Linked DNA regions of Homo sapiens: region 2 is linked to region 1. A link is an interaction called in ENCODE POLR2A ChIA-PET data of the cell type or tissue named here. Cell type or tissue: Caco-2. All regions are shown on one strand. Each heading gives the region's core, and the rest is flanking DNA. Links, peaks and the distances in the headings are about the cores only.

Evidence for each region. Peaks named below come from ENCODE experiments on the same cell type or tissue, not always from the same donor. Only the 100,000 strongest peaks of a DNase experiment are listed, where the experiment ranks them.
Region 2: POLR2A ChIA-PET joins it to region 1 with 9 read pairs; 3 of 35 experiments call an interaction of 5 or more read pairs at or near these places.

The regions. Positions count from the first base shown.
Region 1 is chr13:51,869,780-51,876,131 of GRCh38, reverse strand. It overlaps a transcript of TMEM272 not described here. Among named protein-coding and RNA genes, the nearest start is that of CCDC70, 11 kb to the right of the region's middle. In Caco-2, for the core only: no CTCF peak of the experiment used is centred there; no DNase peak of the experiment used is centred there.
Region 2 is chr13:52,032,651-52,039,002 of GRCh38, reverse strand. NEK5 (NIMA related kinase 5) reads left to right here. Exons shown (of 24, transcript NM_001365552.1): 24 at 1,785-5,392. The coding sequence ends at 2,055. It overlaps ALG11 (ALG11 alpha-1,2-mannosyltransferase), which reads right to left. Exons shown (of 4, transcript NM_001004127.3): 4 at 5,403-6,352. UTP14C (UTP14C small subunit processome component) reads right to left here. Exons shown (of 2, transcript NM_021645.6): 2 at 5,403-6,352. Among named protein-coding and RNA genes, the nearest start is that of UTP14C, 11 kb to the right of the region's middle. In Caco-2, for the core only: no CTCF peak of the experiment used is centred there; a DNase peak (open chromatin) is centred at 2,792.

The sequences.
Region 1 (6,352 bases), core at 1,268-5,267:
TTTTTTGGGGGGAACACCCCCAGGAGAGCTGCAAAGAACAAACTGGAGGGAGGGCACAGGGCTGAGGATGAAAAGGAGCCGGTCAGTGAAGCTCCAACTTAGAAAAAGAGATCCGCTCTAGGAAACCTAGCAGACCAGAGGCAGAGAGGGAAAAGTAGCTAGGAGAGAATTGCCTTGGGTGAAGACCCAGAAGGGAGGAAGAGCAGGGGAGAAGTAAAGGGCTTTGGTTTTGGAGTTGGGGTTTGCACTGATCTTTGTGGCTAGGGAGGAAAAGACAGCTGTCTCCCACAGGTCTCATACCTGGAGGCCTTCAGTAAGGTATGTCTGGGTGGTTTTGTACAGGCAAGTGGGAGCTGAGCCTGACCAGGAGGCTGTATGTGGGCTTGCGCTCATGCCCTGATCAGCAGCGCCTGCAAGGAGGTTCTTTTCTTCCCAGTTCTGTGCCCATTGCACGGCTGCAACCTCTCATCACCCCAAACCAGGTGAAGAAATAACCCCTGGGCCAAGTCAGAGTCTGGTTGACCCTCCAGTGGGTCTGGAGAGGGGTAGGTGGGTAGAATTCCAAGGAACTGTCATCAGAATATCTTCTTGGTCATGTGTCATGTGTGGTAAAGGCCTTGGCATCAAAACCAGGTCATCTGTGGATGTGAGCATTTGCAGTGTAAGTAGCGTGTTAAACTCCTTCACTTTGCACGCTGCTAAAGAAGCAGGTATGTCCATTGGTGAGCTTCCTACTTTAGCTGCTTTAAGGGAAAGGCATATGAAAGTGGCTGTTGAATGAAGCATTTTAACTTGGTTGAAAAAAAAAATGAGTTCTGGAGCCAAACAGCCTGGGTCCAAATCCCCATTCCACCTTTTACTGGTTGTGTGACCTTGGGCTCCCTATGCCTCAGGTTTCTCATTTGTAACCAAAGCTAATACTAGCACCACTTCACTGGGTTGTTGTGAGGATTAACTGAGATATAATGTGATGCACAGCATTAGAACAGTGCTTAAAGCAGAGTAAGCTCTCAACCAACATGAGCAACTGTTCTGTTCTCAAGGCTTTGCTGGGGTCTTTGCTCTGCAGCAAAGGGTTAAAGCCGCATTGGTTAGGGAAATGTGGGTCTAGAACTAGTTAATCCAGCATCTCATTTTGTTGCTAAGCAACCAGCTCTGAGTTCTGCAAATGTGCAGCTCAGTGTGCAGTGACCGCCCCTAGCAATCCAACCCCAGTCAGGCTGTCACGAAGCATTGTTTTATATTACTTAAGAGCTCATTTCAAATTGTGGAGGAGGAGGGAGGCAGGCACAGACAGCGCAGCCATAAAACACGAGCAAAACCAGCGCTTCTGGCTGGAGGAGTTCGCAGTGGGCATAAAAATAGGAAAACAAGTGTTGAAGTGTGCTCCTACCCACCTGCAACCGTGAGAGGGAGAATTCACCCGTATGACTCACCCTTCCCTGGTGTTAAAGAGGTGATCGTGATCTTCAGAACGGGATCCTCCATGGATCAAGGGGGCATCTTTCCTTTGCCTGCATTTGGGTGTGGGGTTATAAGGCCTGGATACAAACCTAGATGTGTGGTTCCTCATTGGGAAGGGGCAGGATGAGAAGCGCCTACTGTGGCCTCACACTCCTTCCCTCAGGGAAGTCAGAGGTCATCAAATATTCTTTCCTTCATTCATCTGTATCATTAAACATGTACTGAGTATCTATTGCATGCCCAAGATTTGCTAGGCACTGAGGATAAAACTCAAAGCAAGACAGTTACTCTCTATCTTGGCCTGGTTCTTAGTTAAAAAAAGAGAAAGAAACCCACTCTTGCTAGCTTATTAGAGATGGCATTTATCGAAGGATATTAAGTAGCTCAGGAAATTTCCCCCACAGCCAGAGAGTGAGGGTAAGTGACTACACAGCCAAGAACATTATGCAGAAAATAGTTCTGGAATGCTCCAAAAGAGCCCTTATTGCCCCTGCAGCAGGGTGTGGGCTCTGGCTCACACTACTGTCCCAGGCAGGGACCCCTCTGCCAGGGCCTCTGTTCCTGCTCTTCTAAAAGCTTGATTTCCTGCCCTCACACAATGACTTTCATATGGCATCTTTCTCTTCACTGAGGTCTGGCATGGATGCCTGTGATTGGTGGAGCCTGGATCACATGTCTGAGTTCTGGCTGTAAGGGAGGCTGGGAAATAAATTTCTGACTTTCACAGATGAGACGGAAAATTCCCCAAACACAAGAAGGGTGTTCCAAAGGTGCTGGGCAGCCACAAAGCCTTTGAGTATTCCCTGCATAGTCTCTGCTCTCTTCACCTTACAGTCTGCTAGAAGATGGGTGACCAGTGCTGGGCCAGGGGAAGTACAGGTAGAAGAGGGACCCTAGAAGGATCGCGAGGTCAGGAAAGGCTCTTCAGAGTCAGCCATATCTAGGCTGATACTTGAAGGATGAATGTGAGCTCATCCTGGTGAAGGCTGAGGGAAGAACATCCCAATTACTGTAGTGACACATGCAAAAGTCCAACATCACAAGGGAATTAGACACTGCAGGGAAGTGAGAGACGTTCTGTGTGGCTGGAGCAGAAGGATGGGGCAGAACAACTGGTGGTTTAACAAGCCCTCCGGTTGATTCCGATGTATGATGAAATTCAAGAAACATTGCTTTAAGTAATATGCTTATCTTACTACTTTAAAAATTTTTAGTGTTAGGCATTATATACTGACTTCCCACAACTAAAAAATGAGCAGATTTCCCATCCCCTCTCTCATTCCAATATTGTGTATTGTAACTTGGGTGGATCACTATTCGGTGCTATTTATATTTTACATAACTACATAAATGCCATTCACAGCTGGGTATGTAGTAGACCACACTATTCTTCCTTTCCTGCACAACTCTTTGTTTGACATTAATATGTAACTGTTGTTTTTCTCTCAGTTGCTGAGTTTTCTCCATACTTACTACTAATTCACTCTCAAACTCTCCTCCAGCAATGTTCATTCTCCTTTTAACACCTTCAGTTACTTTAGGAGTTCCATTAATTTCGTCTTGTCTTTTTTAATGACTTCCGACTGCTCCATTCTGGACTGGGGTTCTGCCTGGGCCTGGGCCACAGCTGTCCCCTGGGATCTCCCCTCCCCTGACCACTGTATTGGATCTCCTGCTTCCTGATGCCACCTCTACCCCTGTCTTGCTTAACTCCCACATTTTGGTGGGGCTTCCCAGAAGAGGGGGCATTCGTGTGAATTGAGATCTCATGTGCCTGAAAAACGCCTTTATTCTACCCTCATTCTTGATAATTCGTCTAAGAATAAAACTTGGAGTTGAAAATCATTTCTCTCAGAATTTTGACATTAATGTTTCCTTGTCCTCCATTGTTCTAACACCCTCCAGTGGTGTCATTGAGAAATCTGAAGCTATTTTTATTGCTTGTCTTATTTTATATAACTTTATTTTTATTTTTGTTACTTGCTCTTGTTCTGTCTCTCTTCCACTTTTTCTCTGTAGGAGATTTTAGGCCTTCTCTTTGCTCCCAGTATTCTGAAATTCCATAGTGATGTGTCCTGGTTGGATCTGTTTTCATCCACTCTTCTGGGCACTCATGAGCCCTTTCCATCTGCAAACTTGTGTTCTGGGACATAGTCTTGGATGATTTTTTTGAGCATGTCTTCCCCTATGTTCTTTTCCTTTTCTTTCTTTTTTGATCTCAGTGTGTGGAGGATGGAACTCCTGGTCTAAGCCTCTCTCTCTCTCTCTTCTTAAACTTCCCCTATCTATGTTTGTCTTTTTGCTCATCTTCTTAGAGAGTTCTTCAACCTTATCTTCCAACTCACTTCTTGAACTTTTCATTCCTGCTGTCATATTGTCCAATAACTCTTTTTTTGGTTTTCTGAATATTCCTAGCATTTTGTTCTTGTTTCAGTGATGCAATATCTTTCTTATCTCTCTATGGATATTAATAATAATTTATAATCTTTTAGAAGCTTCTTTCTCCCTGTATATTCTCTGTTTCCTCCAAGCTACAGTTATCTGTTAATTTTAGGCTATATCATATTAGAGGCTTTCCAAAAGTGCCCCGTGATCCTTGGACATCTGCTCATATTTAAGAGAGGAGCGATAAAACAGTTATTAGAAGCTCTGTGTGCATGGGCGAGTCCCCAGAATTAGCACTTCTAGGCCTATTCTCCTGAGCTGGTCAAATTCCCTGGGGAAGATGCTTCCATTCTCCTGTTAGAAGGGACAAGTTTGGCTGCCAGCATTCTGGGAGCTGAGTGAGGAAGGAAGGCTGGAAAGCCTCTGGGCGTCTCTGTTTGTGTGTGTGTGTGTGTGTGTGTGTGTGTGTGTGTGTGTGTGTGTGTGTGTGTGTGTGTAGGGGGAGATTATTATCTATTTTTGCATAACAAATTACCCTAAAACTTAGTGGCTTACAAAAATAAACATTTATTATTTCACAATTTCTGTGAGTTGGGAATCTAAGAACAGGTTAGCTGGGTGGTTCTAGCTGAGGTTACAGTGAGGTGTGGAACAGCTGCAACCATCTGGCTCAGTCTGGAGGTTCTGCTTCCAAAGTGGCTCACTGACATTCCTGGCAAGTGGCAAGGGATGCTAGTTATTGGCAGGAGGCTTCATTTGCTCCCTATGTGTCCTTGTGACATGGCAGCTGCCTTCCTCCAGAGCAAGTGATTCAAGAGAGAGCAAGGCAGAAGCCACAGTGTCTTTTATGATCTAGCCTTAGAAGTCATACTCTGTCATCCTGGCTAACATGGTGAAACCCTGTCTCTACTAAAAATACAAAAAATTAGCTGGGTGTGGTGGCGGGCACCTGTAGTCCCAGCTACTCGGGAGGCTGAGGCAGGAGAATGGTGTGAACTCAGGAGGTGGAGCTTGCAGTGAGCCGAGATTGCGCCACTGCACTCCAGCCTGGGCAACAGAGCGAGACTCCATCTCAAAAAAAAAAAAAAAAGTCATACTCTGCATTTTTCTTATTATTCCATTGGTCACACAGATCAGCCCTACTCAGTGTGGGTGGGGATGGTCCAAGGGTATGCATACCAGAGGGGGAGAATCACTAGGAGTCATCTGGGAGGTTGGCTCCTATGGTGGGGAGGGGGCCAGGCGGGAGTTGGGGAGGAGGAAGGTCTCAACACATAATGTACAATTTTATTTTTTGCCAGTTTTTTGTGAGATACCACCATCTTCTGCAATATCTGATATCTGCAGTTTAAGGACCCTGAGTTTTGTCCTCCCCAAAGAATAAACCTCCTGTCTTCTACAAAATGGAGGAGCAGTTTGTAGGGGAGAGAATCTAAGAGTTTGCTTCTTGAAAACGTAGTCTTCCTGTCCTTGGCTCCATCTATCCCCGTGCTTCAGGAAGCACCTGGCCTGCTAATTTTCCAGCCTTGGTGAGAGGGAGGTGGCTCTGTAGTATAAGTTGGGTTGGTTCTTGGCTTTCCCCACTGCCAGCTTAGAATTCAGATTTATTATTTTTGCTAATTCCGTTTCCACTCATTCCTCAGCTTTTCTGCTTTCAAAATTGTGTTGCTATTGGTTTCTTTCTGATTCTTTTTGTTCTTGTGGATTTCTGATTTTTAAAAACAACCCCTTCTCTGTGTTTTATCGGGACTTGAGGGAGTAGAAGCCAGTGCATGCATTTGCTTTGTTATCTTTAACTGGACATCCCCTCCTCTTCTCTTTCATTCTCATTTCTTCTGGGCTTTGCCCTTTAATTTGAAAATTATTCTTTGTTTTTTCTTTTTTCCTCCTCTCATAAAGCTTCTGAAATGGGCCAAGAACCTATTTTAAAAGCCAAAAACTGAATAAAGACCCTTTCTATGTGTATTTTTAATTTATCCTAATAAAATGGATGGCTCTGGTTAAATAGATAGTCACACACACAAAAAAAACCAAAGAACTTTTATATATTTCAAAATATTATCCAACCACAACAGCACTGTCATGCTGTTTGAGTGTGAGATCCCCTCCTTCATGACCCCCTCGGCTCCACTTTGCTTAGGCCTGATGTAAGTGACTTCACCTTGGCATCAACGACTTTCACAGGGAAAGGGGTAACCAAGGAACCACAAAAGCCACCATAAAGACTAAGAAGCAGCAGCTTTAAACAGCTGTCGAATCCAGAGAGGGTCAAAGCTAGACCTCTTGAATAGGATCAGTCATGGAAGAACTATCCTGCTTCTCCGTCCCCTCTACTTCTACCTCGGAAGGATCCGAACCTACATGAGCACAACCAGGAGAGAAAAAGGAGAAGTATTCATCCCTCTTCGACTGCAGGATTTCTGATTCCTGCAGAGCGTACTTGAGGGTCCAGAGCTTTATTACATGGGAATGGAACATCTTAATTACTGAATTGAGGCCAGGC
Region 2 (6,352 bases), core at 835-4,834, 160 kb before region 1:
GAATATCTACTACCTCCTTTCCTCAGCATATAAACATGCCCAACTCTCTCCCATTAAAAACAATAACCAAAAACCATTGCCCCCATGTTCTCTAAATAATACCATTCCTTTCGGAGTTAGGCTCGCTGAAAGAGGAGTTTAAATTCATTGTCACCACTTTTTTTTTTTTTTTTTTTTCAGATGAGTGTCTTGCTCTGATGCCTAGGCTGGAGTGCAGTGGCATGATCATAGCTCATTACAACTGTAAACTCCTGGGCTCAAGCAATCCTCCTGCATCAGCCTCCTGAGTAGCTCTCCCAGCACTTTGGGAGGCTGAGGTGAGAGGATTGTTTGAACACAGTAGTTTATGACCAGCCTGGGTAACACAGTGAGACCTCCTAGCTGCTAAAAATAAAAAACCTGGGCATAGTGGTGCTCACCTGTAGTCCCCACCTGTCACCACTTTGTTAATCTCCATTGCTTTCTGGACCCACTGTACATTGGCTCCTGCTGCACGGCACTCATCTGAAATATTCTTTCAACAGTCATCTATTACCTTGAAATTGGCAAGTCAGGTAATCATTTCTCAGTCCTCATCCTATTTGGCTACTCCTTTGGCTTCCACGATACACATCTTCTTGGCTCTTATCAGCTCTTTCTCAATCTCCTCCACTTGCCACTTTTTTTGTTCCGTTTTGTTTTGAGATGGAGTCTCGCTCTGTCTCCCAGGCTGGAGTGCAGTGGTGCGATCTCGGCTCACTGCAACCTCCGCCTCCTGCATTCAAGTGATTCTCCTGTCTCAGCCTCCTGAGTAGCTGGAACTACAAGTGTGCGCCACCATGCCTAATTTTTTGTATTTTTAGTAGAGAAGGGGTTTTGCCATGTTGGCCAGGCTGGTCTCAAACTCCTGACCTCATACTTGCTACTTAAATATTAGGTTGGTGCAGTTACTTTTAGGTTTAATTTAGGTTGGTGCAGATTGTCTTATTGATCTATTCCCTTTCCTTTCTAAAAATACCAATGTTGCAGTCTTAGACACAATTTTAATTCCTGGTTCTATGAATTAGTAGCTGTGAGACCTTCAACACATTTTTTTTTTTTGAGACGGAGTCTCGCTCTGTCGCCCAGGCTGGAGTGCAGTGGCGCGATCTCGGCTCACTGCAAGCTCCGCCTCCCAGGTTCATGCCATTCTCCTGCCTCAGCCTCCCGAGTAGCTGGGACTACAGGCGCCCGGTACCACGCCCGGCTAATTTTTTGTATTTTTAGTAGAGACGGGGTTTCACCGTGTTAGCCAGGATGGTCTCGATCTCCTGACCTCGTGATCCGCCCGCCTCGGCCTCCCAAAGTGCTGGGATTACAGGCGTGAGCCACCGCGCCCGGCCACATTTTTTAACCTCTCTGAGCCTTAGCTTCTTTATTTATAATTTGATGATAATGTCTACCTCAAAATGTTGTTAGTATTAAGTGGAATATGGTATAAGTACCCTAGGATATTGATGGACATATAGTAAGAGCTCGATGTACGGCAATTGTTTTTTTCTTTTTTTTTAATTCTCTCTTCCTCTCCTCTTAAACATTAGATGATGGACATTAATAAATATAATAAAGGGTGTTTAACACAATGTAAAACTCAACAGAAGACTGATTCTCCCAACATTAGCTGTTTATCATGCTTAGAAAAACCTAGGTGAAAATGCAACTTTTATATTGCTCAACTGGGGATGGAGAAAAGGGAAACGAGTTTTTACATGTATTCTTCAGTACTTTCATATCATAATGCTGATTTTTACTGCTTATTATTTCAGAAATTTTGAAGAATCTGAAGATGAGTTGAGAGATGAAGTAGTAGAATACTTAGAAAAACTCGCTACTTTCAAAGGGGAAGAAAAAACAGAAGAGGCCTCCAGTACCTCTAAGGACTCTAGAAAGTCAAGAGAAAGAGAGGGGATAAGTATGCAGAAATCTGAAGAATTAAGGGAGGGCTTGGAGAATATTTCTACTACATCTAATGACCACATTTGTATTACTGATGAAGACCAAGGAACATCAACAACCAGTCAAAATATACAAGTGTGATTATTGTACTTTTTCTTAAGTAATAAGTTAGTGTCTATTACCTATAGTATTTATTTGGGTACAAGTCATAAATGCTCATTTACTGTAAGGGTTTTCTAGTAATCTCAAGGATTTATTAATTTTTCTTTCAATTTAGGAAGTAGAACTTTTGAATATAGCCATTAATATTTTTACTTTAAAGTTTCTATTAAGAAATCTTAGGCCGGGCAGTCTCATCACTTTGGGAGGCCAAGGCAGGCAGATCATGAGGTCAGGAGTTTGAGACCAGTCCAACCAACATGGTGAAACCCCGTCTCTACTAAAAATACAAAATTAGCTGGGCATGGTGGTGCATGCCTGTAATCCCAGTTACTTGGGAGGCTGAGGCAGGAGAATCACCTGAACCCAGGAGATGGAAGTTGCAAGTGAGCCGAGATTGTGCCACTGCACTCCAGCCTGGGCAACAAGAGCGAAACTCTGTCTCAAAAAAAGAAAAAAAAAAAAAAGCTTTCAGCTAATATATGTGGTAGGCAGAGTAATGTGGCTCAATGCCCCCTCCAAAACATGTCCCATCCTAATCCCCACAGTTTGCAAATATGGCAAAGGAGAATTAAGGTTGCAGGTGAAATTGTTTGCTTATCAGCTGACCTTAAAATAGGGAGGTTATCTTGGTTTATCCACCTGGGTGCAGTGTAATCACAAGGGTCCTTACAAGTGGAAGAGGAAGACAAAAGAGAAAACCAGAGAGATCGCAGCATGAAAAGGACTCAGCCTGATGTTGCTGGCTTTGAAGATGTTGGACAAGGCCACAAACTAAGAATTCAGACAGCCTCTGGAATCTGGAAAAGGCAAAGAAATGGATTCTTCCCTAGAGCCTCCAGAAGGAACACAGCCCTGCCAACAACTTAATTTTAGCCTAGTGAGTTCAATTTCATACTTCTGACTTGCAGAACTGTTAAGATAATAAATTTGTGTTAACTAAGTTTGTGATAATTTGTTAGGACAGCAATAGAAAACAAATACAATATACAGGTTCACTCATTTAACATAATCTGCCGTTTTACAAAACTGTGATTTTGAAGTTTCTTGTTGCATTGAATACACTTTTTTGAAGCTGATGTTGACACAGGAATAAGGCAATTGAGCAAGAACAACAAGGCATGGTGTGTTAATTATGCACTAAATGACCATGGCCATTTTGTCTAATAGTTTCAATAGTTTCCAATAGTTTCAAGTGTATAGGTTGAGGGCAGGGACTATATCTGGTCTTTATATCTTACAATGATTTTCTTATATAGTTATTAGCACAGTGCCAGAAATGTTTCCTGAATTAATAAATGCTAAAACATTTCCTCATTAAGACTGTAAGCTGTTTGGTGTAGGAAAACTAACTTTTTAAAATTGATCATAACAATTCCAACGTTGAACATGGCCTGGAGCTTAACAGATGTTTATTTAAATACTAAGGAGTATGTCTGGGCTTAGGAAGGAGAGGGTGGTTACATTTCAGGGTGGTAGAATTCTGCCTGAAATATCTGCTTTATAATAAAAGTAAAATGTCTCACCGATACACTGTTAAACTGAGAAAACAAAGATGAGGTAAGGTGGGTCAGATTATTTCTAAGGTCTGTTTACTATTTACATTTCATATAATTTTCATTAAATGTGGAGAATGCAAGTCTTAGGAGTCACCTGAGGTACATCCAGTTTTTTGTGACTATTTCCTGATGTTTGACAGACTGTTCTTTCAACTTGGTGTAGAGTTACAGTCTACTCTTTTAGGGAGAATGCTGTTTGTTCACATCATGAGGCTGTAAATATTTAAAATGTTCTCACCATTGTGTTAGTTTCCAACTGACACATGGCCTGAGAGATTGGAGTATCATTAATTCTGCAACTCTTTTAGTGCTCCGGATGTGCATGTTTATTTACTTTCAGGACTAGTTCAGACATAGTAAAACTGCTAGTGACTTCATGTAATCCTTATTCTGAACTGTATTTGAAAGCAAGGGAAATGAAACATGATCCCTAATAACCTCAAACATCCAAAGATCAAGTCAATTAAGGGCAAAAAAAAAAAAAAAAAAGAAAAAAAAGAATGTTTAAGGATGGTAAATGAACACGCCAGGTGTGGTGGCGCATGCCTGTAATCCCAACACTTTGAGAGGCTGAGGCAGGAGGATCGCTTGAGCCCAGGAGTTTGAGACCAGCCTGGGCAACATAGGGAAACACCCATCTCTATCCACCCCTCAGAAAAAAAAAAAAAAAAAAAAGAATTAGCTGGTGTGTTGGTGTGCACCTCTGGTCCCAGCTCTTCAGGAGGCTGAGGCGGGAGGATCACTTTAGTTTCAGCCTGGGAGGTTGAGGCTACAGTGAGCCATAATCCGTGATCACATCACTGCACTCCACCTTGAGTGACAGAGTAAGAAAGACCCTGTCTCAAAAAAAAAAAAAAAAAAAAAAAGCATGTCAGGTTATCGGGTTTGTTCCCATGATAAAAGATGCTTGGCTAAAGTCTAGTCTATTTTAGGTAATAGTCACCAAGCTTTACTCAACAATTTTGAATTCTTTGCTGTAAACTGGAAGTATTCACTGTGATAAGTATACATATCTGCAACACTTTCAGCTGATTTTAGTCCCTAATTCTAGACCTTACCCATTTTACACACACTATTAGCTAAATCGTGTTCCTGAGGCATGGCTCTGATTACTTTACTCTGGCTTTAGCCTTGGCCTCATCCGTTAAATTGAAACTGTTCACCAGACCTGTATGCATTAAAAATTTTTTTATTAGAAAAATCAGTGTCTTGCTAGCCATGTATGATAGCTATCAAATTGATCATTCTGTAAATGGTAGCAATAAGTGTATCAACACTTTGACCTCCTCTGTGTCTAGTAACATTTGCATATAGTACAACTGAGCACATAGCACCAGAATATTGGAACAGATGCTTCTCCAAAGCCAAGGGTTGCCTTACATTTAGAGTGGGAAAAGAGGAAAATGAGTTAGCAGAGGAGCAGCGGGGAGGGGGGTAAATTACAGGACATAATTTGCTTCTAAAAATTTGTGTTTCGTGTTGTAGTTATATAATTAACTTTTCTATTGTACTGATTGACAGATTTGGCACAGACATCCTCTCATTGTGAATATATATGAATATATCAGAGTTTTGGACTCTGGGGTATATTTACATAAACACAAGTATTCTGAAAGCATTGATAACCACACTGGTGTCTCTTAATTTTGTCTATAAGATGACCTTATAAAATCCCTCAAGAATTATTTAAATCAAGTGTACGAAGCTCTGCAGTTTTTTGTTATGTCTGAAATATTCATTAAAAAGTTTATTAAACCTGACAGCCTCTTCTTAATGTTTCACAAGCAAGACAAACTTTTATTTTTGTTTCTTCTTTAATTGGCATATGGAGCTTGGGAATATTAGTAGGAGAACAAGGAGACTATGTGAGGCATATAAAAGGCACCACACTGGAAAGAATCCAAGAGAATGAAAAATCACTTCTTTAAATAATATTTAGACACAGACTTTGTATCTATATTAGATATAAATCATGTCTAAATACAAATCTAAATAATATTTACAAATAATTATTACACAAAACCTATGTAACACACACTTTATAGTACACAACTGTAAATAAGAATACAAATCTCCACTGCTGTGGGTTCAAAACAGCAGGCTTGGACCACTCAAAAATGACATCTGAGAGGAATTAATAGTCATCCTGAAAGTTCTGCAGACAGACGCTAGCGGACAAACCACTTTGACACTTTTCATGCTATCATTCAGAAAAAAATAGAATACATGTAATACCAAATTAGGAACACTGATAATGAACATATATGCAAATTATATCTTCCAATGATATATCTGTGATATATGAAAATAATTTTGAAGAAATAAGCTTAAAATATAATTTACGGAATTCCAGAAAACTTTTTCTTCCTTCACTACATCCTCAGGAATAAGGCAATTGAGTGGATAACAGTTTGAATCTTACTTCAAAGTGTAGCTACAAAGTAAGAAAAAGCACTGGGCCAGGAGTCAGAATATCCAGGTTATAATCTTGATTCTTTCATGAAACAGCTTTGTGACACTGAAGGAATCTACTAAATTCTTTAGATTTAAATTGTTCTTGTCTGTAAAGCTGAAAATAAGAGAGAACTGGGCTAATCTGTAGGGTTCCTTTCACTCCAATTTCTACCAGTCTTTTTCTAAATGGGATCATCTCTAACAAAAAGTTACAATGGTGTGTCAGAACATCCTGTGACTGACCCTCTGTTTGCTGCTTTTTGATC